Regions from separate parts of the Homo sapiens genome. Here all the other regions are linked to region 3. Evidence: chromatin contacts called from ENCODE Hi-C or POLR2A ChIA-PET data. All regions are on one chromosome and are shown on one strand. Each heading gives the region's core, a stretch centred on a gene start or an enhancer-like site at or near the end of the contact. The rest is flanking DNA. Distances are from core to core; before and after follow the strand shown. Region 1 overlaps NID1 (nidogen 1). Region 2 has its middle 12 kb from the start of IRF2BP2. Region 3 holds the start of RBM34 (RNA binding motif protein 34). Region 4 has its middle 21 kb from the start of TARBP1. Region 5 has its middle 14 kb from the start of LINC01354.

The links. Hi-C counts contacts between places; a loop is a spot of excess contacts on that map. ChIA-PET counts read pairs that join two places held with the same protein, here RNA polymerase II (POLR2A). Pooled maps may share reads with other maps.
Region 1: a loop to region 3 is called in a pooled map, with 7 times the contacts of the local background. The contact joins the enhancer-like site here to the promoter of RBM34 in region 3. A Hi-C loop is called at or near these places in 4 of 50 pooled maps.
Region 2: a map of CD4-positive, alpha-beta memory T cell shows a loop between it and region 3 (4-fold over the local background). The contact joins the enhancer-like site here to the promoter of RBM34 in region 3. A Hi-C loop is called at or near these places in 1 of 168 maps with a recorded cell type or tissue (CD4-positive, alpha-beta memory T cell), 2 of 37 single-sample maps with no recorded cell type and 10 of 50 pooled maps. POLR2A ChIA-PET finds 5 or more read pairs at or near these places in 10 of 52 experiments (B cell, CD4-positive, alpha-beta T cell, MCF 10A and 7 more).
Region 4: a map of HepG2 shows a loop between it and region 3 (6-fold over the local background). The contact joins the enhancer-like site here to the promoter of RBM34 in region 3. A Hi-C loop is called at or near these places in 2 of 168 maps with a recorded cell type or tissue (HepG2 and naive thymus-derived CD4-positive, alpha-beta T cell) and 12 of 50 pooled maps. POLR2A ChIA-PET finds 5 or more read pairs at or near these places in 8 of 52 experiments (HepG2, MCF 10A, OCI-LY7 and 5 more).
Region 5: a pooled map shows a loop between it and region 3 (2.6-fold over the local background). The contact joins the enhancer-like site here to the promoter of RBM34 in region 3. A Hi-C loop is called at or near these places in 1 of 50 pooled maps. POLR2A ChIA-PET finds 5 or more read pairs at or near these places in 3 of 52 experiments (Caco-2, WTC11 and naive thymus-derived CD4-positive, alpha-beta T cell).

Annotation. Positions count from the first base shown.
Region 1 is chr1:235,996,406-236,001,894 of GRCh38, reverse strand. All of the region lies in intron 12 of NID1 (nidogen 1), which reads left to right. Among named protein-coding and RNA genes, the nearest start is that of LINC02768, 27 kb to the right of the region's middle. RefSeq lists enhancers at 1-443, 2,409-2,478, 2,519-2,568, 1,470-2,669. Within about 2 kb of position 2,359, at least 13 of the 41 ENCODE cell types and tissues checked have a DNase peak (open chromatin) inside an H3K27ac peak, as active enhancers do.
Region 2 is chr1:234,595,595-234,601,078 of GRCh38, reverse strand. No RefSeq gene overlaps it. Among named protein-coding and RNA genes, the nearest start is that of IRF2BP2, 12 kb to the left of the region's middle. RefSeq lists silencers at 178-227, 628-1,157 and enhancers at 701-1,214, 1,215-1,728. Within about 2 kb of position 1,263, at least 40 of the 41 ENCODE cell types and tissues checked have a DNase peak (open chromatin) inside an H3K27ac peak, as active enhancers do; they include B cell, CD4-positive, alpha-beta T cell and OCI-LY7, where a contact is called at or near this core.
Region 3 is chr1:235,158,606-235,164,218 of GRCh38, reverse strand. RBM34 (RNA binding motif protein 34) reads left to right here and starts at 2,969. Exons shown (of 11, transcript NM_015014.4): 1 at 2,969-3,045; 2 at 3,152-3,326; 3 at 3,572-3,708. The coding sequence starts at 2,993. RefSeq lists enhancers at 2,635-2,814, 2,516-3,715, 4,002-4,606.
Region 4 is chr1:234,497,722-234,503,303 of GRCh38, reverse strand. No RefSeq gene overlaps it. Among named protein-coding and RNA genes, the nearest start is that of TARBP1, 21 kb to the right of the region's middle. RefSeq lists enhancers at 3,253-3,342, 3,753-3,802, 3,843-3,892, 3,887-4,181. Within about 2 kb of position 4,048, at least 35 of the 41 ENCODE cell types and tissues checked have a DNase peak (open chromatin) inside an H3K27ac peak, as active enhancers do; they include PC-9, where a contact is called at or near this core.
Region 5 is chr1:234,542,836-234,547,897 of GRCh38, reverse strand. No RefSeq gene overlaps it. Among named protein-coding and RNA genes, the nearest start is that of LINC01354, 14 kb to the right of the region's middle. RefSeq lists an enhancer at 4,953-5,062. Within about 2 kb of position 3,202, at least 26 of the 41 ENCODE cell types and tissues checked have a DNase peak (open chromatin) inside an H3K27ac peak, as active enhancers do.

The DNA.
Region 1 (5,489 bases), core at 1,110-3,609, 840 kb before region 3:
AAGGCAGCTGGGAGCCAAGAGCTGCTCCAGGAAACAGGTGTGATGAAACTCAACAATGCAGTTTCACACTGTGACAGAAGAGACTGCACACAGAGGAGGAGTGCAAGCTCTCTTCCATGCTGGTTTACGACCTTTCTGTTTTCCCTTCTTTGTTTGCCTTTTCCTAACTGCGAGTTCAGTGCCCCTCCCTGGCCATTCGTCTTCCTCTCTAGCCCTGTGAGAATGGGGGTAAATGTTGGGAAGGGACATGAAGAGAGTTCATAAGTAAAGAAAGCTGTTATCACCGTTATTGCTGTTGCTATCACTATTATTAGTAGTGTTGTTCTTAGTGGCCCCTAGGAACATGAGGATGAAGACCATGTCAGATGGACATTGCCCCCTTGACTTGTAAATTCTCCTTCTTGGAAATTTGGCAGTCTTGCTTGGACTAACAAGTGTCTATTTGGCAGTGAATGAGATGGGGCTATAAGCCAGCAAAATCTCAAAGCCAGGCTGGGCGTGGTGGCTCAAGCCTGTAATCCCAGCACTTTGGGAGGCCGAGGCGGGTGAATCACGAGGTCAGGAGTTCGAGACCAGCCTGGCCAACATCATGAAACCCCGTCTCTACTAAAAATACAGAAAATTAGCTGGGCGCAGTGGCAGGCGCCTGTAATCCCAGCTACTTGGGAGACTGAGGCAGGAGAATCGCTTGAACCCGGGAGGCAGAGGTTGCGGTAAGCTGAGATTGCACCACTTCACTCCAGGCCGGGCGACAGTGATATTCTGTCTCCAAAAAAAAAAAAAAAAAATCTCAAAGCCAGCAGAGACCAGGGACTGTTCACTGCACCTGAGTGACCTTGTCCAGAGATGTGTGTCCCAGAGGTGCATGCTCAGAACCCGTGTAGGCCCTGGGAGTAGCTGCCTCTGTAGTGGGGCGTGGACTCTGTGCAGGAAGATGCTGAATAAATAGCACCTTCCCAAACAAGTTCCATTCTGAGTAGCCCATGGGTTCTCCCACGGTTGCATGTCGTCTCTTTCCAGAGAGTCTTGACATCTGTGAGCACCTCCCCTCTCTCCACTCTATTGAGTATATGAGAGGCTACAATTGTCATTTATTTGAATGAACACAGAGAAACCAATTTAATCAAGCAAGGGAATGGAATGCAAATCCAAGGTCAAGAATGTACTTTCTTCTTAGTTCTCCTTCTTGTAAACCAAAAAGTATCTGAGACAGGTCTCAATCAATTTAACAATTTATTTTGCCCAAGTTAAGGAGATGCCTGTGACACAGCCTCAGGAGGTCCTGATGTCGTATGCCCAAGGTGGTCAGGCTACAGCTTGGTTTTATAGATCTTAGGGAGACATAAGACATCAATCAATACAGGTAAGATGTATGTTGGTTTGGTCCAGAAAGGTGGGACAACTGGGAGCCAAGTGTAGGAGGGAGAGCTTCCAGGTCATAGGCAGATTCAAAGATTTTCTGATTGTCAATTGGTTGAGTTATTATCTAAAAACCTGGAACCAATAGAAAGGAATGTCTGGGTTATGATAAGGGCTTGTGGAGACCAAGGTTTAGTCATGCAGATGAAGCCTCCAGGTAGGCGGCTTCAGAGAGAACAGATTGTAGATGTTTCTTATCAGACTTAAAGAGTCTGTTCTGCCAGGTTTTGTTGTTGCTGTTGTTGTTGTTGTTGTTTTAATTGAGATAGAGTCTCGCTCTGTCACCCAGGCTGGAGTGCAGTGGCGCAATCTCAGCTCACTGCAACCTCCACTCCCTGGGTTCAAGAGATTCTCGTGCCTCAGCCTCCCAAATAGCTAGGATTACAGGCGCCCATCACCACGCCCAGCTAATTTTTGTATTTTTAGTAGAGATGGGGTCTCACCACATTGGCCAGGCTGGTCTCAAACTCCTGACCTCAAGTGATCCACCCGCCTCAGCCTCCCAAAGCGCTGGGATTACAGGCGAGAGCCACAGGGCCCGGCCTGTTCTTTCAGTCTTAAGGTCCATGTTGATGTTAATGGTAATGAGACGTGGCCAACCCTCCCCTTCCTCTCATGGCCTGAAGTAGTTTCATAGGTTGACTTTGGAATGCCCTCGGCTGAGAGGAGGGGTCCATTCCGATGGTAGGCGGACTTGGAATTTTATTTTTGGTTTACACTCTGTTTCATTTTCCTCTCATTCTCTTTGTCCCCCCACCTTGAGAAAAGTCACCCCAGACTTCCTGCCACTCCTCAGATAAGTATCAGGTCTTGAATGCTTTCTTCCCTAGCAGCTCGAACTAGATGAGTAAGAAGACGCTTGTCTGAGTCATCAATGTATCAACCAGAAACAAGCTCAGGAAATGCGTCTTTAGCATCCCCACTACCCCCACCCCATCCACCAGGCCTTTAATGGAAAGTTTCCCATGGGGGCCAGGGACACTCAGCAGGGGACTCTCCCTAGAGCCCCTGGGCTGCTCCCACTGTCTGCTGGCCCAGAAAGTCCACCGAGATCACAGCTTTTTATAAACTCACTTGAGATTCTATTTCCTGAGTACAGTTGAGGTTCCCCCTCCTTTTTACAAGTTCAAGATACAGTACTTCAAAGTTCCACTGTAAATTCTAGAGCCCTTGAGATTTTCTATGCTGACCAAATACTTTGTTAACACAACTCTGTCGGCCACATAAAATGGAACAACGCTTACTGCATGAAAAGTTTTGTTTGGTTGACAGCACACAGGACACCAGTTTTGTTTTCTAACTGGAAAAGCACCACCACATGCAGATGTGATTGGTAGGAAAATGGGGCTCTGGATGCACAGGTAATTTTGGTGAATGAGCTAAGGTACTGTGTGTACATCGCTGTTGTCGTAACAGGTTCAATGTGAGGGAGCCGTCTAAGCACTGGCAATGTGGACGCCAGATGCCAGACCAGAAGGGCGGGGCTAGACCACAAACCCAGAGACCTAGGTTCTCGTTAGAACTGAGCCACCAACCAGTGCTGTGGCCTGAAGGAGTCTCTGAGCCACCAACCAGTGCTGTGGCCTGAAGGAGTCTCAACTTCTCTGAGTTTCAGTTTTCTCATTTGGTGTAAAAACTGCAGTTGCTTATCACATAGGATTGCAATGAGAATCAAATGAAACATATCTGTGAATGGAAACAGCTTATATGAAAACTCTAAAACCCTATGCCAACGTAAAATTTTGTGGAAGTAAACACGTTTTACATTCAAGAGTGAACAAAACCAGATTTTTTTTTTTTGAGACAGAGTTTTGCTCTTGTCGTCCAGGCTGGAGTGCAATGTCACAATCTTGGCTCACTGCAACCTCTGCCTCCTGGGTTCAAATGATTCTCCAGCCTCAGCCTCCCGAGTAGCTGGGATTACAGGCACCCGCCACCACACCCAGCTAGTTTTTGTACTTTTAGTACAGACGGGGTTTCTCCATGTTGGCCAGGCTGGTCTCAAACTCCTGACCTCAGGTGATCCACCCACCTCGGCCTCCCAAAGTGCTGGGATTACAGGCGTGAACCAACGTGCCCAGCCAGACATTTTTTATTCTAACCAGATGGCTTGCTTGTATCTTTGTTTGGTGCTTCCTACTTCAAATGTTTTGTTTTGTTTTTTATATTAATTAGCCTCTGGGACAAAAGAAAAGCATGCATGGTTTTGTCTTGCTGGGTTCAACAAATACTTTTCTGGCATGCTAACTGCTTCTCACCAAGGGAGCAACCACGTTAAGCAAACCAACATGAGAACTGGCAACACAGACAAAGGTACTTCAAATATTCACTGGCAACACACTTATGGAATGTCACTGTGTCTGCTTTGCGAGGATCCAGTCGCAAATGAACATCTGGGTGCAGAGCTCGAAATGTCTCTGTGTGCCTTGTCTCGTCACCTCCCACTGACTCCTCAAACAGTCCTGTGAGATCTGTTATTACTGCCATCCCTGTTCCACTGCTGCAGGAGGCACAGCTTAATCTGTATCATTGACATGTACAAGGTGACACCAGAAGTAATGGAACTGAGGCCAGGCATGGTGGCTCATACCTGTAATCCCAGCACTTTGGGAGGCCGAGGTGGGTGGATCACCTGAGGTCAGGAGTTCGAGACCAGCCTGGCCAACATAGTGAAACCCCGTCTCTACCAAAAAAATTCAAAATTAGCCAGACATGGTGGTGGGCACCTGTAGTCTCAGCTACTCAGGAGGCTGAGACAGGAGAACTGCTTGAACCCAGGAGGCAGAGGTTGCAGTGAGCTGAGATCAGGCCACTTCACTCCAGCCTGTGCAAGACAGAGTGAGACTCTAATTTAAAAAAAAAAAAAAAAAAAAAGTAATGGAACTGAGAGTCAAAAACATTCCCAGGTGCAAAATTCTGAGAAATATATAATATTCTAGTCTATGTGATTACAGTATATTTTTTATTATTAATTAACATTTTAGTATATATTAATTAATGTACACATGTGTAAACATATATACAAATAAGTACATATTTCCCCTTAACATAACTGGTAATGCCTAGAGCAGGGGTTGGCAACTACAGTCCCCATAGGCCAAATCTGGCCCACTGTTTGTTTTTGTAAATGAAGTTTTATTGGGAAAGCCACACTCATTCATTGAGGTATGAAACATGGTTGCTTTCATGCTACAACCACAGAGTTGCGTAGTCGTAACAGAGACCTCATGGCCCACAAAGCCGAAAATATTTATTCTTCCTCTTAACAGGAGAAGTCAGTTGAGCCCTACCCTAGACCTATTCAACCACAATCTTCTACTCATCAAAAAAAAGCAGAGAGGAGGCCAGGCATGGTGGCTCATGCCTATAGTCCCAGCACTTTGGGAGGCTGAGGCGGGCGGATCACCTGAAGTCAGGAGTTCAAGACCAGCCTGACCAACATGGTGAAACCCCATTTCTACTAAAAATACAAAATTAGCCGGGCATGGTGGCAAGAATCTGTAATCCCGGCTACTCGGGAGGCTGAGGTAGGAGAATCGCTTGAACCCGGGAGGCAGAGTTTGCAGTGAGCCGAGATCGCGCCACTGCACTCCAGCCCAGGCAACAAGAGCAAAACTCCATCTCAGAAAAAAAAGCACAGGAGTCTGAGACAGGAAGATGACTCGAGTCCAGGAGCTGGAGGCCAGCCTGGGCAACATAGCAAGACCCTGCCACTTAAAAAAATACATGAAGTGGCCAGGCTTGGTGGCTCACACCTGTAATCCCAGTACTTTGGGAGGTCAAGATGGATGGATCACTTGAGCTCAGTAGTTCGAGACCAGTCTGGGCAACCTAGTGAGACACCACCTCTACTAAAAATGCAAAAAATTAGCCAAGTGTGGTGACGCATGCCTGTAGATCCACCTACTCAGGAGGCTGAGGTGGGAGGGTTGCTTGAGCTGGGAGGTTAAGGTTGCAGTGAACTGAGATTGCACCACTGCACTCCAGCCTGGGTGACAGAGTGAAATCCTGTCTTAAAAAAAAAATACATGGAGTGAAAATGGACAGAATTAAAAAGAGAAATACAAATT
Region 2 (5,484 bases), core at 14-2,513, 560 kb after region 3:
ATTTCTGCCTGCAAACAGCAGTTCAATTAGCTTTTCTGGTGATAAAAGATAAAGATTTATTGTACCCCATATACAATTGAAATCAGAATTTCACAGGAGGGTCACAGTCATTAGAGAAGTTTTGGAATACTATTCTCCTAATAAGCACCATATGGGTTGTTGCTGTTATAATTTAACACCTACTAAGCAGGCATCTCATTCTAGGCTTTGAACAGCTGAGAGGCTAGCTCCTACCTTTTGTGCAGCTTAAAGTCAAAGCCACAGGTAGGAAATGTCACTTTGCTTGGTTCAAGACACGTATTGACAAGAGTTAACCACGAGTTTGTTTCCTTCCAGTTTATCTTACAAACCACAGTAAAATTCTGACATAGGAACACAGTCCGAAGTCCAAAGTGCTTTCGCACAATAAGTTCATTATGCCCAGCGTGCAATTCATGCATCAAGGGGGCCGCCGGACCCCATTATCTTTATACAAATCAAGAGGCCAGTTGGAACAAGGAGGCTGGTCAGAATGGTCAAATTGTAGTTTTTCCCTTTCTTTTTTAAAAAATTTATTTTTTCACTTTGTATCGTTGTTCAGAATGGCACTTTTTAAAAGGAAGAAAGCCTCCAGCCCTGCCAAGCTCTGTTTACTCCACGGGAAGGAAAGGGGAGGAGGCTCCCTCACTCTCCAACAGCCTGGAGCCCACAAGGAGCCCTTGCTGCGGTTTCCAAGGCGGCCCCCTGACTTGCGCCGCGCCTCTATTCTAGAACTTTTCCCGGGCTGGAGCAGCGCAGTCTCCGCGCGCCCGGCTCTGCGCACGTGGAGCCGCGCGACCCCGGGCGGGGCGGGGCGGGGCGGGGCGGAACGGAACGGAACGGGACGGGACGGGACGGGGCGGGGCGCGGGCCCGGAAACGGGAAACGGCCCGGTGCGCCCCGCCCCTCCGCTCCGCCGCCCAGTCCTGGCCCCGAGCGCCAGGCCAAGCCAGCGCGCCAGCTGCCGGGCTATAATTAGAGGGACCGCAGCCCGGGCCCGGCCACCTCCTCGCGCCCCCCGCCCGCGTTCCCGGGGAAGAATGTGCGAGTGCGCGCGAGGGCCCGAGTGCGCCGCCGCCGGCGCGCTCTCTGGAGCAGAGACCGCGTGGTGAACCAAATAAAGTAAAAGGTCTGGCTCCTGCTGGGCGAGGCCGAGCGAGGAACGTGCGCGCCAGAGCAGGGGTGTGGCGAGCCCTCGGTGGCCCAGAAAAGATCAAACGCGCGTCAGCAGCAGCCGTGGCTGCCGCCTGCAAGGGTCCCTGACGCGGGCCGGGCTGTACAGGGTGGATTTTCTAAGTTGGAGATGGCGCATGACAAGAGCTGCCCCAAATCAAATGTCACTCCCTTTTTGGAAATCATGATGCTGCTTTTTTTTTTTTTTTTTGGCTGCAGCTATAATAAGCCAAATGTTCCGTGCTGGTGAAGTAAACACGCGTGTTTAAGAAGCATCTGTGTTAGCACTAATGGATGGTGCATGCTAATAAAAATGTATTTATTAAGCAAACCTCAGGACATGCCCCTATGGGAACTGCCCAGAGTACTGTTAACAACTGACTGCCTGAAAATGAGTTTACTTTCTATCAAGAAACTTTTATTTAAATTTGAAGAAAAAAGTTTTTCTTTGATCATAGCATTGTTGTGCACCTGAGGTTCTACCCAATTAGTTAACTGCTAATTTTTATTAATTATTCCCTTTAATACTCTGCAGTATTTTCTCAAAAAATGAACAGCATGACCCCTGTCACTTTAAAAAACTGACATTAAACTATTTCTCCATCACCAGCCTTGGAGTTGGGGGGGCAGGGTGCTGGCTACCAGAAGTAGCAACTAGATTGTGGAATAAGTATTGTGTAATAGTTTTAGTGATTGTTTAAAAGTGAATGAACCGGTGAATGGATAGGAGGCTAGAAAAAAAAAAAAAAGCCTTGCTTCAGGCTTGTGAATTCCTAGACACAACCCTACCCAAAGACTTCCTTCACCAACATATTTTTCTTTCTAGATAATAGGCACAAAAACCATTTAGAAGTTTGAGATGGAAATCATGCAATGCACTCTGCTCTTTATATATGTTACTGAGGAATCTGGAAGCTTTTCCGGGTTGAAATGCAATTCCTAGGAAATTATTCTTGCTCTTTTCCTGTGGCTGTTTTTAACACAGCAGCAATGCAATTTCAGTGGCTCTGCTCCTTCACAAAGACCTTTGAGAGGGAACTATGCTGAGAGATGCAAATTCAAGGTTTTCTGAAAACACCTCAGAATTGTCCAGTTCTGCCCCCAGATAAAACCACTAGAATAAAGGTCAGGAAATCTCCAGATGTTCTTGGGACTTGCGCAGTCATCTCAGGTAATTCAATTAGCTTTTGTGTCTGTTTTGCAATTATTAAAAAAAAATATAGGCCAGGCACAGTGGCTCACGCCTGTAATCCCAGGACTTTGGGAGGCCGAGGCGGGTGGATCACCTGAGGTCAGGAGTTTGAGATCAGCCTGGCCAACATGGTGAAACCCTGTCTCTACTATATATACAAAAATTAGCTGGGCGCCGTGGTGCATGCCTGTAATCCCAGCTACTTGGGAGGCTGAGGCAGGAGAATCACTTGAACCTGGGAAGCGAAGGTTGCAATGAGCCGAGATCGCCACACTGCACTCCATCCTGGGCGACAAAGTGAGACTCTGTCTTAAAAAAAAAAAAAAAAAAAAAAAATATATATATATATATATATATATGATGTACTTGCCTCAGAGGGGGCTAAAATATCAAATTAGGTAATTTCTATGACAGATTTCTGGTTTTTCATTTATCAACCAGACATGAGAAGGTGCTGTCATACAGGGCATCATTAGGTGATTGGGCACAGTGAGTGCCTACCACCCAAAATAGAGACTTTCAGTTATTATATTAAACAGAATAATAGCAAATCGCTTTGAAACACTGGAGAGAAGGGGCTCCCCCTGCTGTCATCACAGAAAATGCATTGTCTCAGGCCAGTGTCTTGTAGCTAGAGTACTCACTGGGTTTCAATCACAGTACCAGAAGATTCTCGAAGTTATCATCACCTTGGAGGATGTATAGTTTCATTGGAACTAAAAATATCACAAAAAAAGAATATGCATATTTTTCTTGAAACACCCTATGCTCAGATTCATTTACTCAAGGCTCAGCCTGCCTATGAACCACCAAAATGGTCTACCTCACTCCATTTATGACTTTAAAAGCAAGGATGGTATATGTGTGGCTGGTAGCAGCTGGAGGTGAGTGGGTTGAAAATATGTTTGAACATATTTCATTTTTGTTAAGGTTTGTTTAAATAAGGAATCAATAAAAATGATGTATAATGGGAAATAAGAGCATCTTCATTGGATTTTGGCCTTGGTAAAAACGTTGTGTTTGTAAAAAAATCATTTAATTTTCTTGTAAATCATATTTCTTTACACAGGAGCCACTGGATTCATGAATAAGTCTTCAGAGGTCATGAAGAGTTGGGTTTGTCAGCCTCAAAATTTGTAGCACTGGAAAGAAATGATTCAAGGTCTCAGTAACAAATACTGGCTGAGCTGAGTCTCAAGGAATGACCAGACCAAGCCAGAGATCCTTCATCTAGGCCATGTTTGCTGAGGGGTTGAGGACATGGATGGAATTAGGTTGAAACTCTTCGTGAACAAGATGAATTGTAAGCAGTTAAGAAGGAAAAGATGCTGGATGTGGTGGTTCACACCTGTAACCTTAGCACTTTGGGAGGCCGAGGTGGGAGGATCACTTGAGACCAGCCTGGGCAACATAGTGAGACACCATGTCTACAAACACTTTAAAATAAATAACAATATTTATTGTTAAATAAACAAATATGAAAGGAAAAGAGATGGCATGTGCAAGAGTTGAGAGATTGGAGAGGAAAAATTACATGAAGGAACCAACATCTGGCCATAGCCATTCATTCATTCACTTATTTGTTCATTGGTTCACTTGCTCTTTCACTCCCCACATATATCTCATGATAAATAACATGGCCTCTGGGGTCAGACGGCTTACTCTTAACTTCCAGCTCCACCTCTTTCTAACCTTAAATATAAAGGTATTAAGAAACAGTATCTTCAGTTTGCTTCCAGAGACCACTTTCTTCATTCTGCAACCTCACTGGCTGTTCTTTCACTGATTCCTCATCGTCTCACTTGTTGGAGTGCCCCTAAGCTTAGTCCTCAGATGGTTTTTTTTTTTCCTCTCTCTCTGTCTACACTTACTCCCTGCAATCTCATCCAGAAATATGGTTTTAAAATAACATTATATGCTTACTCTCAGATTTATTTCTCTAGCCTAGACCTCCGTCCTTGAGTGCCAGCCTGGTATATCCAGCTACCTACTCAGTTGTTCGCTTGAATATCTAATTGACGTCTCACATTTATATGTCTGAAGTTGAACTTCTGATCTCCCTCCCACCCTCGCCCAACACCACCGCACCACAGTCCCCTTTCAGTCTTTCCCATTTTACAAAATGGCAGTTCCATCTTCTAGTTGTTTGAGCCATAGACCTTAGAGTGGTCTTTCACTTGGATTTTTTCTCAGCCATTCTCCATCCAGTCTATCAGCAAATCCTCTTGGTTCTACCTTCAAAATATATTCAGAATCTGACCACATCTCACTACCTACTAGACACCGCCATCATTTCTTGTCTAGGGTGTTGCAGAGTCTTCCAGACTGTTCCTCCCGTTTCTGCCCTTGTCCTCTGCAACTTATTCTCAGTTCATCGGCCAGAATAAACCCTAAAAATATTCATCTGATCTTGTTTCTCCTTTGCTCAAATCCTTTTCTTGCCTTTCTATCTCCTTCAGAGTCAAATCCAAAGTCTTTACAATGGCCATCAAGGCAATGCTATTTCCCAGACATGGCTCCTATCCTTGTTCATGCTAGCCACGCCAGCTTCCTGGCATTCCTTGACCTTGCTAAGCATGCTCCCACCTCATGGCTCTTCTCTGCTTGGAATGCTCTTCCCTCAGATGTATGCATAGCTCATTCCCTCATTTCCTTCAGGTCTCTATGCCAAGGTCCCCTGATGAGTGATCTTCCCTGATCAGTCCCCTGATCTTCCCTGACCACCCTCTATTAGCATCCTCTTGCTCCTATAACAACGTCCCACAAACAGTGAATTAAAAGTACACCAAATGATTATCTTACAGTTCTGGATGCCATGATCTAAAATTAAGATGTCGGCAGGGCTGGTTTCCTCGGGAGGCTTCAGGGGAGATGCCACTTCCTTGCCTTTTCAGCTTCTAGAGGCCACCTGCATTCCTGGGCTTGTGGTCCCTTCCTTGAATCACTCCAGTTCCTGCTTCCATCATCACTGCTCTTCCTGCCTCCTTACGAGGATCCTTGTAATTATATGGGGCCCAGCTAAGCAGTTCTAGGATGATCTCATTTCAAAATGGTTGATTTAATCACATCTGCAAAATCCCTTTTACCATGTGACTTCATAT
Region 3 (5,613 bases), core at 1,720-4,219:
CTAGCTGGGATTACAGGCGCCCGCCACCATGCCTAGCTAATTTTTGTATTTTTAGTAGAGATGGGGTTTCACCATGTTGGCCAGGCTGATCTCAAACTTCTGACCTCAGATGATCCACCCACCTCGGCCTCCCAAAGCGCTGGGATTACAGGCGTAAGCCACCGCACCCGGCCTCCTTTTGTTTTTTTGAGACGGAGTTTCGCTCTTGTTGCCCAGGCTGGAGTGCAAATGGCGCAGTCGCTGATCTGAAACTCCTGGGCTTGCATTCCTTCCGTCTTGGTCTCCCAAAGTGCTGGGATTATAGGCGTGAGCCACCTTGTCCCACCATGTCCTCATATTTTAAAAAACTCTCAAAGCAGTAAGTGATCTCTAAATGGTTAAAAACAGCACTGAACAGCAATGAAGATAATTTTAAAACTATCTGCAACCACAGCTGCTTTCGCAGTCTGTTTTCTTCTATAAGTATCTGCTACCTAGCTGGGCACAGTGGGTCATACCTGTAATCCCAGCACGTTGGGAGGTCAAGGCGAGCGGATCACCTGAGGTCAGGAGTTCGAGACCAGCCCGACCAACATGGAGAAACCCTGTCTCTATTAAAAATATAAAATTAGCCAGGCATGGTGGTGCATGCCTGTAATCCCAACTACTCGGGAGGCTGAGGCAGGAGAATCGCTTGAACCTGGGAGGCGGAGGTTGCAATGAGCCAAGATCGTGCCACTGCACTCCAGCCTGGGCAACAAGAGTGAAACTCCGTCTCAAAAAATACACAGAATAGAATTCTATAATTCTAGAAATATAGAATATAATTTCTTCACTGGACTGGATAGAACAGATTTTTGAGTTGTATCGCATGCATGTATGGATAAGCTTTCTTCATCTTTGTGAAATACCAGAAGATCAAGATTATGGGAAACCAAAATAAGGGGCCCAGTAATCAAAACCCAGGGCCGAGCAGTTGAATATTGTGGATTTTTTTCATAAATTTCTCTGAAGGGGGAAGTAAAAGTCACATATATTCCCAGTCAACTTGGTTGAGTAGCTTTCAAAAAGCTTAGGCTGTCCCCAAAAGACTCAAAGTCAAATCCTGGCTGGATGCAGTGGCTCACGCCTGTAATTCCAACCCTTTGGGAGGCCAAGGCAGGAGGACTGCTCAAGCTCAGGAGTTCAAGACCGGCCTGGGAAACACAGTGAAACCCCAATCTCTATTTAAAAAAAAAAAAAAAAAAAAAGGCCAGGCGCGGTGGCTCACACCTGTACTCCCAGCACTTTGGGAGGCTGAGGTGGGCGGATCACAAGGTCAGGGGTTCGAGACCAGCCTGGCTAACATGGTGAAACCCGGTCTCTACTAAAAAAATACAAAAATTAGCTGGGCATGGTGGCATGCACCTGTAATCCCAGCTACTTGGGAGGCTGAGGCAGGAGACTCACTTGAACCCGGGAGGCGGAGGTTGCAGTGAGCTGAGATCGCGCCACTGCAGTCCAGCCTGGGCGACAGAGCGAGACTCTGTCTCCAAAAAAAAAAAAAAAATTAGCTGGGCATGGTGCTGCTGCTTGCAGTTCCAGCTACTCCGTGGTGGGAGGATGGCTTGAGCCCAGGAAGTCAAGGCTGCAGTGCGCCGTGATCTCACCACTACACTCCAGTCTGGGTGACAGAGCAACACCTTGTCTGAAAGAAAATAAGAACAAAGTCAAATCCTATTTTGCCACTCAAACTATTGGATGATTTAACTAGTAATCTTTTATTACCCTGAGAGTCAATTTAACAAATATTCACTATGTACAGCTAATAGAGACACAGCATACATGATGAATAAAACATAATCCTTACTGTCTTGCCTTTACATCTAAAGAGACTGTAACTAACACTAAAGCAGACCAAAAATGATTATAGTAAGTACCATGGGGGCTTGGGAAAATATCCCTATTGTAAATAGCAAAGAATTTTTTTTTTTTTTTTTTTGAGCCAGGGTCTGCCGCTTAGGCTGGAGTGTAGTGATGCGATCACAGCTTACTGCAGCCTCGACCTTCCAGGGCTCAAGGGATCCTCTTGCCCGAGCCTCTCAAAGTGCTGGGACTACAGGCGCCGAGCGCGAAGGTGCCCGTCTAATTTCTTTTCTGTAGAGAATAAGTCTCGCTAGATCGACCAGGCTGGTTCAAACTCCTAGTCCTCACGCAATCCTCCCACTTCGGCCTCCAAATGTGTTAGGATTACAGGCGAGCCACCGCACCTGGCTGCAAAGAAATACTAAGTTAGACAGTATCTGAGGTAGGCCTTGAAGGATGGACATTATTTTGCAGAAGGGGAAAGAGGAGGGCAATTACAACAGAGGGGACAGGAATAACAACTGTAGAGGCAGTGGAGAAAGCAGGCTAGAATGTCAGGGGCTGGAGGGAGATGAGTCTGGGAAGACGGGCTGAGAACACCTTGAAGCGTTTTGAATGCCAAGTATCTACTTTTCCAGGTAGAATAGCAGGTCCGCATTACAATCTTTCGAATTGTATGTTGACGTGACTCGTTAGAGTTGTGGTTTTTATTTTGGAATAATGTCATGTTTCAGACAAGTTGCAAGAAGAGTACAAAGAATTCCTTTGTACTCTTCACAGCGATTAGCAAATTGTAAACACCCCACTGCGTTCACCCCTAACCGCATTTCTTGCCAAACCTCCCTCCCTCCTTTTCAACAAGTCAGTATTCTACGTGTTTCTCTCTCGGCTTGGGTGGACACCCCGCTCCTAGCCTGGCTGATTCTTCACACTGCAGGCTTCAACCACTCCCAGAAGACGTCCTTCACTCCCAAAATGAGGCTTTTCTGAAACGGCGAGGACCACCAACCGACGGCGACAAACCTGCTCCCTCACCCAGCGCCTCCCTTCGCCGCCGCCCGGCGGCCGACTGCCGGAGGGGAGGGGGCGTGGCCAGAGAGCGGAAGTGCCCGGAACCCGGAAGTGCGAGCTGGCGCGCAGCTGCAGTCTGGGAGTCTTTGGAGTAAGAATGGCCTTGGAAGGGATGAGCAAACGGAAGAGAAAGAGAAGTGTCCAGGAGGGGTGAGTGGCGCGCGGCACGAGTACCTGGGGAGGGATGTTGTACGTTCCCTCGTGCTGGCGAAGCGGTGGTGCGTGGCGTGGCTGAGTTTCTGTCGTCCATTTCTAGAGAGAATCCTGACGACGGCGTTCGCGGGAGTCCGCCGGAAGACTACAGGCTTGGACAGGTCGCCAGTAGCTTATTTCGCGGCGAACACCATTCCAGAGGTGGCACCGGTCGGCTGGCGTCCCTCTTCAGTTCTCTGGAGCCCCAGATTCAACCCGTGTACGTGCCTGTGCCTAAAGTAAGTCACTGGGCTTTCTTCCCGAATAGCTCGTTAGAACCACTTACATACAAAGCAATCTTCTTACCTACCGCGTGAAGCGTGATTTCTAAAGGGGGCAGACAGGATTCATTTTAAGTAACCTTTCATGACTCTTACATACCAGTGAGAGAGAAGAGATTCTCATTTAGAAAGACTGAATTATGGCTTAGGGTCAGAATTCTAGAAGTATGGGGTCTCAAATATAACTTCAAACTTTTAAAAAGCAAACCATCAAAAAAACGAAACGGAATGAGGAGGAAGAAAGTACATCCCAGATTGAAAGACCACTTTCGCAAGAACCTGCCAAAAAAGTGAAAGCGAAGAAGAAACACACTAACGCAGAAAAAAAGTTGGCAGACAGGTTGGTAAAATTCTCTTATTTGATGTTAAAGAAATTAGATGGTAAATTAACATTCCTATACTTGGAATATTCGTCAGTTTTATTTCATATTTCTACTTTCTTTCAAAACTTTTATTATGGAAAATCCAGTACATATAGAAAAGTTGAAAAGGCTAAGAAACCCCGTGTACTCAGCATCAGCAATTACTAATATTTGGCTAACCTTTTTGTATTTTTACCCCACTCATATACCCCCTCATTATTTGTTTTTGTTTGTTTTGAGATGGAGTCTTGATGCCACGCCCAGGCTGCAGTAGAGTGCAGTGATCTCAGCTCACTGCAACCTCCGCTTCCCAGGTTCAAGCGATTCTCCTGCCTCGGCCCTGAGTAGGTGGGACTACAGGCCTGCGTCACCATGCCCAGCTAATTTTTGTATTTTTAGTGGAGACAGGGTTTCACCATGTTGGCCAGGCAGGTCTGGAACTCCTGACCTCAAGCGATCTGCCCACCTCGGCCTCCGAAAGTGTTGAGATTACAGGTGTGAGCCACCTCGCCCAGCTACCACCTCATTATTTGGAAGCAAAATGAAAATTTATGTTTCATCTATAAATATTTCAGCATGTATATAAAAGAATTTGGTTTGCGTTTCTTTTTTTTTTTTTGAGACGGAGTTTTGCTCTTTTTGTCCAGACTGGAGTGCAGTGGCCTGATCTCAGCTCACTGCAACCTCCACCTCCCGGGTTTAAGTGATTTTTCCTGCCTCAGGCCTCCCGTGGAGCTGAGATTACAGGTGCCACCATGCCCGGTTAATTTTTTGTGTTTTTAGTAGAGACAGAGTTTCATCATGTTGGCCAGGTTGGTCTTGAACTCCTGACCTCAGGTGATCCACCCACCTCAGCCTCCTAAAGTGCAGGGATTATAGGCATGAGCCACTGCACCTGGCCTGGTTTGCTTTTTAAAAAAAAAATTTTTTTTTTTTTTTTTGAGCTGGAGTCTCACTCTGTCGCCAAGGCTGGAGTGCAGTGGCGCAATCTTGACTCACTGCAACCTCCGCCTCCTGGGTTCAAGTGATTCTTCTGCCTCAGCCTACTGAGCAGCTGGGACTATGGGCGCGCCATCACACCCAGCTGATTTTTGTATTCTTAGTAGAGACGGGGTGTCACCATATTGACCAGTCTGGTCTCGAACTCTTGACCTCATGATCCACTTGCCTCCGCCTCCCAAGGTGCTGGGATTACATACGTGAGCCATCACACCTGGCCGAGTTTGGTGTTCTTAAATTTATTCATTTCCCTCATTAACTTTTTTTTTTTTTTTTTGAGACAAGGTCTGGCTCTGTCACCCAGGTTGGAGTGCAGTGGTGCGATTGCGGCTCACTGCAATCTTTGCTTCCCAGACTCAATCCAGCCGCCCACCTCAGCCTCCTGTGTTGCTTAGACTATAGGCATGCCCCACCATGCCCAGCTAATTTTTGTATGTTTTGTAGAGACGGGATTTTGCCATGTTGCCCAGGCTGGTCGCAAACTGCTGGACTCAAGTGATCCAGTCAGCATTTTTTTTTTTTTTTTAGTAAAAAAATAGAAACAGGGTCTTGCTATGTTGCCCAGGCTAGTCCTGAACTCCTGGGCTCAAACCATCCTCCTACCTCCGTCTCCCCAAGTGCTAGGATTACAGGCATGACCCACCATGCCCGGCCAGCATAACGTTGTTTAACAGTGTATTTGAATCAAGATGCAAATAGTGATCCCATCACGTGTACCTAGCTAACAGTCTTCATTCCTCTCTTCTTTGCCACTCTCCTCAAGCCCCTTATTTCCTTTTCCCTTTTCTCATTTCAACTGAAGACCTTTGTACCAGTTCTGGAGCTGTTAATCACTGACAGTTGGGAACTGCTACTTTTTGTCCTATTTAAACTTAATGCATCTG
Region 4 (5,582 bases), core at 2,799-5,298, 660 kb after region 3:
CCCAGACCCTCTAACTTTTGGAGGCGTGCCCACACCCTGACATTATATCAGGCATGTTCACATGTACCCACCTCCCACATGAACAGGTAGCTAATAAGAGCTGAGTTCCAGCATGGTTGGTATGTGAGCACACTACTCTTTTAGACTTTTGATTAGATATGTATTAATTTAACATATTTTCTTTTTATATGTTAACAACAATAAAGTATGCTCTTGAAAAAATTGATACATTGGAATTGCTTAGTTTGGACTTCACCCTCTGACCTACCTGTCCTGGCTGACCTCTCACTACAGACAAGGCACATTTGTAGATAAGTGAGTCTCTCTCTCAATATCAAATAATATTTACAGAAGAGGCAGTTATTAATTAATCAAGGGCTTACTATCCAGTTTGAACTGGGGCCAGGTTCTTGATTTTCTCCTTTGATACTTTCTCCCAGCCTTGTGGATGTTGGGGCCACCTCTGCCAGCCAGCAAGGGAAGAAAGTGATTACTTTTTTACATAGCAGTCATAGCAGTTCAAATGCTAATTCTTTTTTTCTTTCTTTCTTTCTTTTTTTTTTTTTTTTTGAGATGGAGTCTCATTCTGTCACCCAGGCTGGAGCGTAGTGGTACGATCTTGACTCACTGCAACCTATGCTTCCTGGGTTCAAGTGAGTCTACTGCCTCAGCCTCCTGACTAGCTGGGATTACAGGCGTGTGCCACGACACCTGGCTAATTTTTTTTTTTTTTTGTATTTTTTGTAGAGATGGGGTTTCACCACGTTGCCCAGGCTGGTCTCGAACTCCTGACCTCAAGTGATCCACGTGCCTTGGCCTCCCAAAGTGCTGGGATTACAGGCATGAGCCACCGCACCCGGCCCCAAACATAAATTCTTTCAAGGTCTTTCAGTAGTCACCATACCTGGATCCTTCCTAATTCCTCTAATTCCACTAATTAAACTGGATTATCTCAAGCTAATCATATACAGGATCTTAATGATTTAAAACAAAACAAAACACTCTCTACCTGGCCATGCCATGTGAAGGACATTTGATCCTCTATCCTAGCGTGTGTGTGTGTGTGTGTGTGTGTGTGTGTGTGTGTCACAGAGAGAGAGAGAGGTGTCATCTAACATACCCTCTACATGTAAATGAACAATCTTTGGAGGTGCACAAATAGGTTAGCCCAGCGACCTGCCTCGCAAGAATGCTTTGAGGAGTTACTAGTTACAGGATATAAGATACTACAGAAACCTAAATTGTTTCTGAAAATGCTAAACAATAAGACATTTCTCAAAAGGGCCTCAGTCCCTTCAGTATTTTACAGGAATTCCAACTCTAGCAGCTTTACACAGGCATTATCACTTAATTACCAATAAAAATCTCACTAGCAACTTCCATAACTTCATTTGCAAATGAATATGCACACCTCCTAAATCATTCCCTCCTTTTCTCTCTCTCTCTCCCCAAGTTATTCCCTGACTGGCTCTGAAAGACTCCACGGCACCTGGGATTTGTAGAGGGCCCCCGTTTCCAGGTGTCCTTCCAGGCCAGCATGCACTCCGGGACATGTCAATACCACGTTGATGGAATTGTGCCTGATTCCCACTCAAATCCATCCATCCCTCCTGGCATTGGTGGGGGTCGACGCATGACAGAAACCTGGCTCCATTTGCTTGAAAGGTTCACAAACCATAGTGAATTTTTTTTTGTTTGGTTTTGTTTTGTTTGGCTCTGTCGCCAGCCTGGAATACAGTGGCGCAATCTCGGCTCACTGCAACCTCTGCCTCCTGGGTTCAAGCGATTCTGTTGCCTCAGCCTCCCAAGTAGCTGGGACTACAGGCGCGTGCCACCTCGCCCAGCTAATTTTTGTAGTTTTAGTAGAGACGGGGTTTCACCATGTTGGCCAGGATGGTTTCCATCTCTTGACCTCATGATCCGCCCACCTTGGTCTCCCAAAGTGCTGTGATTACAGGCGTGAGTCACCATGCCCGGCCCCCATAGTGAACTTCTTGTGATCCAAGGCCAAGTTTCCAGTATGTAATGAAAACTGAAACCTGGTTTTGAGTTTCCAAATTCACACAGAGCCAGTCATGACGGAAGATGTGTGAGGTAGCAAGGGTGAGCAGCACCACGGCACAACCAAGACACTCAGCACTTGGTTCTATTTCTAGCTCTGCCACCTCCTTGCTATGTGGCCCGAGGCTGGTCACCTGCTCTCACTTAGTTACCTTTCCCTAGTATTGGGGGAGAGCAGAGCTTTTTGCCTTATCATTCCAGGACCTGAGGATGTGTATGCTGAAACAGTGGCATTTCTCTGAATCTCTTTGAATTACAGTGCACATATCTTCAGGATATCAGAGACATCCCATCCATACCAGCACGTGCCTTCTTTTCCTAGTCATTTTTCTTCAACTATTCCCGTTTGAGCTGGGCTAAGAGAACAACAGTCTGGACTCATTCCTTAGGTGCATTGTTGGCCTTCTCACAGACTTAAATATATACATCTGTCCCACTTTTAGAGAAAATAGGAACAAAATCTATTACATGTATTTTAGGCCCTCTATCTGAATTCTGAAGTCTTTCTCTGACTTCTTTTTCAGCTTCAGCTTTTGATTTCAGGCACATTCACACTTGTTTAGCTTTCAACTTACAGAGAATGCTGGAAAAGAGATTCATGCATTATTTAGAGCATTCGTCTAAATGCCCTCCCAGATCCCTTCTAACTCCATGAGGTCCCATGAGTCTGTGAAATGCATGGGCAAAGGAAGAGGAACTGAGGCTTTGAAATCAGATATACCTAGTTCCAATTCCTAGTTCTCAAGTTTACTAGTTGTGTGACTTTGGGTGAGCTGCTTAACCTCATAGGAGCCTAGAGTCCTCATCTAAAAACCTGGGCCAGTGCCAACTACCAAGCCATGACTGTGAGGATTAAATGAGACATCACTTCCATAAAAACACGGAACAGAGTGTGAGGCATACAGCAGGTGCCAAGGTAGATATTAGATCCTGCTTTTCATTATTGGTGCAAGTTTCTGATGGGTCAAACATGCAGGCTGTTGTATATTTGAATATTGCTTCAGTCTTCACTTCCACGGTTTTATTTCAAAAAGAGAAAGAAGGAAGGAAATAAACAGAAACTGTCAGAGGCCCTTCGGAAATCATCACTCATCCATTGAAATGTGCTTTCCATTCAAAAACTACCTTATTAATTATTCATTGCTTTTGGAACTGAAAATGAGAACAGAGCTTAAGACCCAGAGTTGGACAAGAACAGTGTTCCAACTGCTTGATTTCTGTCATTTCCTGGTTTCTACGCAGTACCTCCCAAAATCTGAGATTTGCAGTTTTGGGAGTCGAGAGAACTTTAGGCTTGATGATCAGTCAGGTTTAGTCAGGTTTAGCCAATGCCCTGGAATGACTGTTCTCTTTACTTTCATTTCCACTCCCGGCACCGCATTTCTGGGGGATTATTTCACTGCATGGGTGGCCCGAGTCCCTTGGCCTTCAGCCTTATGGCTCATTCCACCGCTCTGGGCAAGCCATAACCACCCGAACATGCAAGTCTTTCTTTTGTGCCCCAGTGGCATGAGTAACATCATTAACTCTTCAGGGCCGAGGTTTGGGATTAGGTAAAAATCTTACATCCCCCCGTGTTTGCAGTCAGAACACCAGAGTAACAACAGGGTGTTTGCGGGGCTTGTTTTCACGCCAGAAATGAGGTTGCCCTAACACACAATCCTTAAGATGTTTTTTCCCTAACGATTGTCTTCACCAGGATCGTGGGTTACAAAATGGAAGCTCAGTGCTTCCTGCTTCGAGTTCCAGTAGAACAAACATGCAAGAGACTCCTCGGCTTGGAAACTCTTCAAACCAGGGAAGGGCTGCTGATGTGTCCCCAGGAGGGGAAGGGCAGGAGGAGCACAGTTGTGCAGGGGGGTGTTTCACATGCTTCTCTAAAGAAGAGCTTCCTAAAGTGTAAAAAGGCTGGGGAAAGACACATTTCCCAAGGCCTGGGGCCAGTGCGGGGACAAACGCGAGGCTGGCGCACGTGCATTGCGGGTTCCGCGCGCCATCTGGTGGCTTCGGGCTGACATTGGGCGCACCATCCGGGCTTTTACCCCATTGACAGACCTCATAGAAGGAACCCATTGCGGGCGATAAAGTTCTGCTGGAAGTGATCACCAGGGCCCCCAAAGGAAGACACCGAGGGCCAGATGTTCCGAATTCCACTCCTTATTCTACAACTGGATACTGAAAGCCTCAGGTTCTCTTTGACAAGGGGGCACTGATCCTTCCTTCAGGACCAGCCTTCCTATCACACAGCAACATAAGCACTCGGCTCTGGGCAGTGTGGCCCCTCTGTGCCTTGCTTTCCACATCATGACGCCACATGACGGGCCACAGGAGTCTTCCCTTCGCCCCTACCTGGAACGCGTGTATTCCCTTCCAGCCTTGTGAATCCCACAGTTCTCAAGGCTCAGTCCACAGGCATCTTTATATCCTTAGAATATTTGCCTCATATTTTGTTCATACTAGTGTTTCCAAAGTGTGTTCCAAGAATGATGGTGTTATTAATCAGAATTGTATCTCTTTTTGAAAAGGCATTCAAAGTTTGGGAAAGTCAGGGTTACGCAAAGGTTAAACAGACCTGATTGCAGGATATCTCAGGAGCATGACACATACTGAGAATGTAGTGGATTTCTAAGAAGGAACTACAGTTTGCTATAGTTTCTAAACTTGTTTGACATCAAAACCTTCCTCCTATCTCCACCTTTGAAATGTATCTTGCAAATATTGCATCTAATAAAACAATTTTAAGGAAAAATAGCATCCTGTTCACTTGACCCAAGATTATGTAGCTGTCTTTTTAAAACTGGAAGACATCTGCATTCGTTTGCTAGGGCTATTATATTGCCTCACGGTTGTGGATGCTGAAGATCCAAGGCCAATGTGTTGGCAGGGTTGGTTTCTTCTGAGGCCCCTCTCCTTGGCTTATAGATGGTCGTCTTCTCTCTGTGTTACCACATGGTCTTCCCTCTGTGCCTATCTGTGTCCTAGTTGCCTTCTCTTTTCTTCATTGTTTCTTCTTCTTCTCCTTCTTCTTTTTTTTTTTTTTTTTTTTGAGATGGGGGTCTCACTATGTTGCCCAGGCTGGTCTCAAACTCCTGAGCTCAAGTGATCCTTCTGCCTCAGCCTCCCAAAGTGCTGAGATTACAGGAATGAGCCACTGTGCCCAGTCCTAATTTTCTCTTCTTATAAGGACATCGGTCATATTGGGTTAGGACCCACCAACATGACCTCATTTTACCTTAATCACCCTTTTAATGTCCCTATGTCCAACTACAGTTACATTCAGAGGTACTAGGGGTTAGGACTTTAACAAAGGAATTTTGGGGAGCCACAATTCAGCCCGTAACAACATCTTATTGTTGCATCTGTAGGGTAAAATGTATGCTTCAATGGAAAATTATGCATTGTTTAGAGCAGGGTTGGCAAACTACAACCAGTGAGCCAGATCCAGCTGGCCACCTGTGTTTGTAAATAAAGTTTATTGGCACACAGCAGCATTCACCCTTCACATATTGTCTAAGATTACT
Region 5 (5,062 bases), core at 1,953-4,452, 620 kb after region 3:
CTATATTTACGGGGTACATACAATGTTTTCATATAGGCATACGATGTGTAATAATCACATCAGGGTAATTGGGGTATCCGTCACCTATCATTTCTTCGTGCTAGGAACATTTCAATTCCACTTTAAAATATACAATAAATTATTGTTAACTACAGTCACCCTACTGTGCTACCAAATGCTAGATCTTATTTATAAGGAAGGACATATTTTAATTTTCTTCTCTAAACATCTTACCATGTAACCCATGGTCATCAAAAGGACTCTTTCTGAATGGCTGCATATTAGTATCTCTCTGAATTGGGGAAACATCCAGTGATCAGCCTGGAGTGAATTAGTGAAACAAACTCAATCTTAGTCCTTGAAGTCTCCTTTCTACTCAAGCGGCTTTCTGAGTACATGAAAAATGTACAATTCTAGTTTGTTCACTCACAGAGGCCTGGAGAAGATTAGGTGCTCAGCGGAAGACTGGCAAACTAGAGCTGGGATAAGGGACAGGAAGGAGCTTCCCTTATCAGTGCTAGACCTGGTCTTAGGCATTCTCTTATTCCATCCCCAAAACAATTGAGGGACCTACCTTCAATTGTAAAATAGGATTCCCATCTCACAGCTGAGGAAAACTCAGAAAGGTTAAGAAACTCCCTCAGAGAGAGGCACTCAGAAAGAGAGCTGTGGTTTCAGCTGGGTTTGTCTGATTCCAGCGGCCATGGATTGTGGTTGGAGGATGAGGGGTCACTGTTCAATGGTAAAGGGAGGTACTCGAGGCTGACCATCTGTTCAAAGAGTGAGTGTGTGTTATTATCGCTCCCACAGTGATGCAAGGCACGTAGTTAGAGTTAGTGCCTGAGCCAGAGACCTGTTTCCTTCCTTCCTTCCTTCTTTCCATTTTCCCTCCCTTTCCTTGGCCCTCCCTTCCTCCCTCCTTCCTTCCCTCCCTCTTTCTTTCTATCTCTCTCTCTCTCTCTTTCCCTCTCTCTCTCTCATACACATAACACACATAATAATAAATCCAGATTTCAAAGATTCAGTATGAAAGGGTATAAAATATCTCATCAATAATCTCTGAATTAATTTTGTTGAAATGATCATATTTTGGATATACCAGGGTTAAATAACATGACAGAGAAATTATATTAAAGTTTATTTAACCTGTTTCTTTACTTTTTGGATGTGACTACTAGGATATTGTAAATTCCATAGTGGGTCAGGTGAGGTGGTTCACGCCTGTAATCCCAGTGCTTTGGGAGGCCGAGGTGGAAAGATCGCTTGAGGCCAGGATTTTGAGACCAGCCATCTCTACAAAAAATTTAAAAATTAGCTGGGTGTGATGTCTCACACCTGTAGTCCCAGCTACATGGGAGGCTGAGGTGGGAGGATCGCTAAAGCCCAGGAGTTCAAGGCTTCAGTGAGCTATGATTGCCTCACTGCACTCCAGCCTAGGTGACAAAGTGAAACCCTGTCTCTATAGAAATAATAATAAATAAATAAATTGCATCGTGGCTCGCGTCATATTTCTATCGGACAGACTGGTCTACAGGATTGCGTGTATGAGTCTGCATGAAACACCAATGACTTGTCAAAACTCTCCTCAGCCTGAGCAAATGATTTCATCCCACTAATACCCACACTGAAACAAAGTGAAACTGGCTAGGTACGCACAGACTTTGGCCTCTGCCTGGTCCGTGGCCCCTCTTGGGTATGATGCTGAGGACACCAGCTGGAATTGCTCACATTTTTTCCCTCTGCACACAGAGCACATGAAGCTCTGTCCTTTCTTTGCCTTGAATGGCACTAGCATTTCTTTCTTGAGCAAGGTGCTTCGTCATTCCTCTGAGGAAGGCAGGTGATGAAACCGTGACACAGAAAAATGGCCTGCTCCCTCCAAGGCCATTCCCAAAGGCCGTGGCCGAGCAGAGCCAAGCATGCCATCTACCATGAAGCTGACCACCCTCAACTGCCTGGACGTTCTTTTCTGGCTAACGATCTTACAGCAGTGGACAGATTCAACACACAGGCTTCCAGGGGAAAGGATGGTGGTGTCCGATAGTCTCTGACCCCTCCCATGATCATAGTATTCAACCCTCCCTGGGCTCAGTGACTTATTTCCTCCTCTTGGAGGTGGGAAGTGCTATAGTATTCCTCTTTGATGATTTAAAAGTGGTATATGCCTTTTACTCTTTCCTCTTTATATCCAGCCCTCTCCTTTCTCTGTGCTGCTTTTACACCAGTTTCCATAGTAACAACCTCTATTGTATCCCTGACTGAGAAGGGAAATCATGCAGATGTTCGAAGGGATACAACACCTTCCAGCAGCTATTTTGATGCACCGGCTCCTTATCTCCCTCACTAATTTTCTCGTCCTTCTCTTCTCCTTACTGCTGCCCCTTCCTCCAAATACTTACAAACCCATCCCAAGCTCCCTGTCTCCCCAGTGTGAGCCTGGGGGAGTGGGCAGGGAGAAGGAGAGTGCTGGCAGAGGAGGGAGAGGTCTCATTACGAATCTTAATCTTTCAGGTGGCTTCAGACAGAATGACAGGCACCAGTCCCGGACAGGACACGCACAACACAAAAGCTATGGGAGGTAGAATCAAAAGTACCAGAGCCCAAGAGCCGTGGAAGATGGCTCTCCGATTGCCTTCAGACAAGCACCCTTACCTGAATGCTTGCAGAATAAACAGACTGCCTGAACTATCTGTGCCACCAACCCCACCCCGCTCGCTCCTGCCCCAGCCTCATGAATAGCTCCTGCACCATATCTGTGAGTTTGAAGGTCTGTCTTCCTTCTACGCATTTCCCTTGGAGAGATCAGCCACCTTTTCTGATGGGCAGGGCAGAGGTGGAAATACAGCGCACGCACACACACACACACACACACACACACACACACACACACACACACACCAGGGCTTTGAAGACCTGCAACAACAGAGTTGCCCACCTTTCCTCCAGCAGCCAGGCTCAGCCGGCCACCTGGGAAGGCAGGAGGAATGGGGGTTCATCAGTCATCTCCCGAAATTGTTTGATGAGTTCTTTGCACCATTCCTCCTTGGAACTGGACATGATTCTTTTGATTACACAAGCCTGACAGCCGATCATAATAACCATGTAACTGAAGAGAACCTATTCCTGTCCAGCGGCATTATTTGTTCACCTAAAGCAAAGCCTGAGCTATATTTAGCATATGATGTCAGCGGGTTGTTTGGATTCTTGGAAATTGGCAGGAAGCCACCTCTCACATGATATATGAAATCACTGATAAATGCTTCTTTTCACCAAAAGAAAAACAGCTTAATAAATGTGGCCCTTTTCTGCTTTCATCTTCCCTCCCTTCCCTTGGCCCTCCCTCCCTCCCTCCCTCTCCTGCACCCTCCTTCCTTCCAGCCAGCCCCTCTCCCTCCACCGCCTCCCACCCCTGCCACATCTGGGATTTGTCTTTCTGTGGCACAGCTCAGCAGAGCCTGTGAAGTGGAAATGAGTTGCTCAGTATCACAGATCAAAATGAGGCTGTTGGGATGCTCAGGATGTTTTTTTCCTCTCCTCAAGCCTGGAAGGCTGCCAAAGTGCTCGTGAATCAGACGCACATGCACAAAAAGGCAAATCTATACAGCAGTGGCTTTATGGGGCCCGGTATTGACGGCATAGCACTAGCTCTGGGTTGCTGTTTTGCAGGCAAGGATGGGAAATAGATAGTGATTCAGGACTGCCATTAAGTGTGGAAACAGCCCCTGTACAGATTGTATGTAATAAACCCAGCACAGAGAGAAGCTGTAAGCAGCTCTGGATTTGCTGCCCTGGATCAGCCACGAGGCCCATCAAGTTCAAGCTCCCGATAGGTGTGGTGGTTAATACCTGGTGCTCTATCTTCCCCATCCTGCACTGAGTCCATTATACTAAAGCTGTCAGAGGGGTTGGAAGGGGTTGTGTGTGTGGAATTAAATTAATTCTTGCCCTCCTGTGGAGATCAGTTTATATGGCCTGAAGCACAAGATTTAATTACCCTTATCTTAGCTCGTGTAAAAACCAATGTCATTATTGATCATGGATTCACCAGGTCCCTTTCACAATCAGCTGTAACATTTAACTCAGTGACCCCCTGCAGGCCACGGGAAATGGGGGAGCAGCAGCTCCCAGTGGTGGTTTATTGACATTTATTTGTCCTCAGCTTCATCCAGTGGCCTCCTGTCTGCCACTGGAAGATACTGTGAAGACAAGAGAGGGGCTTGTTTCAGCCCTTTAGTATCTTGGATACCTTCATGATAGTCCCTTCTAACACAGGCTCTGTCAAGGCCAAGCAATCCTGGCATGGGTGATATCAGCCGGCCTATGAGGGACCTGCAGAGTTTCAAAAACAGCACCGTGACACTGACTGCAACTGGCCTTTCTCCCACACGCACACATGCGCAGAGCTAGCTCGTCTTCATCCTGGATGGGAGAGAAAAACAAAAAGGAAGGAGGAGGGAGGGAGAGCAAACCATGTCTGTATTCTTGATGTAACTGCCTCAATTTTTTACTGGGGTGAGGAATGGATGCAGCAATGAATAGACAGGTGAACAGACAAACAGGTGAATGGACGGATGCTTACATTAATTAATCAACAGTGAGAAATCCCACAAAATGAACACCGGTTGTAGGAAAAAGCTGTTCTTCCAACCAGTCTTCTAATTAGCATTCATCTGGGGCTCTATATAGAAACTGCAGACGAGTGGAGGGCTGTATTTTAATTGGAATTATTTTTTTTTTCTTGCTTAAAATGAGGGGTATTGGACCCGGATGCCCTGTTAGATCCCTTTCAGCCTCTGAAATTCTAAGGTTCTGTAATTCTGTGATTCTGCAACTTTATGAATCACTCAGGGTAAATTAACTTTTTTCTGGAAAGCAACTGTCCTCCTCTTCCCCTAGGTGCAGCGAGCGAGCTCTGCTCTGAGATAGGGTCCTATCCTCAGACATGGATGCTTCTGGAATCCTTCCTGCATGGGGGATTGGGACTTCTCTGGGACCTGAAGAGCCAATAAATACCCCTCTTCTGGAAGGACATTTGTCCTCACCAAGAACACAGCTCATCTGG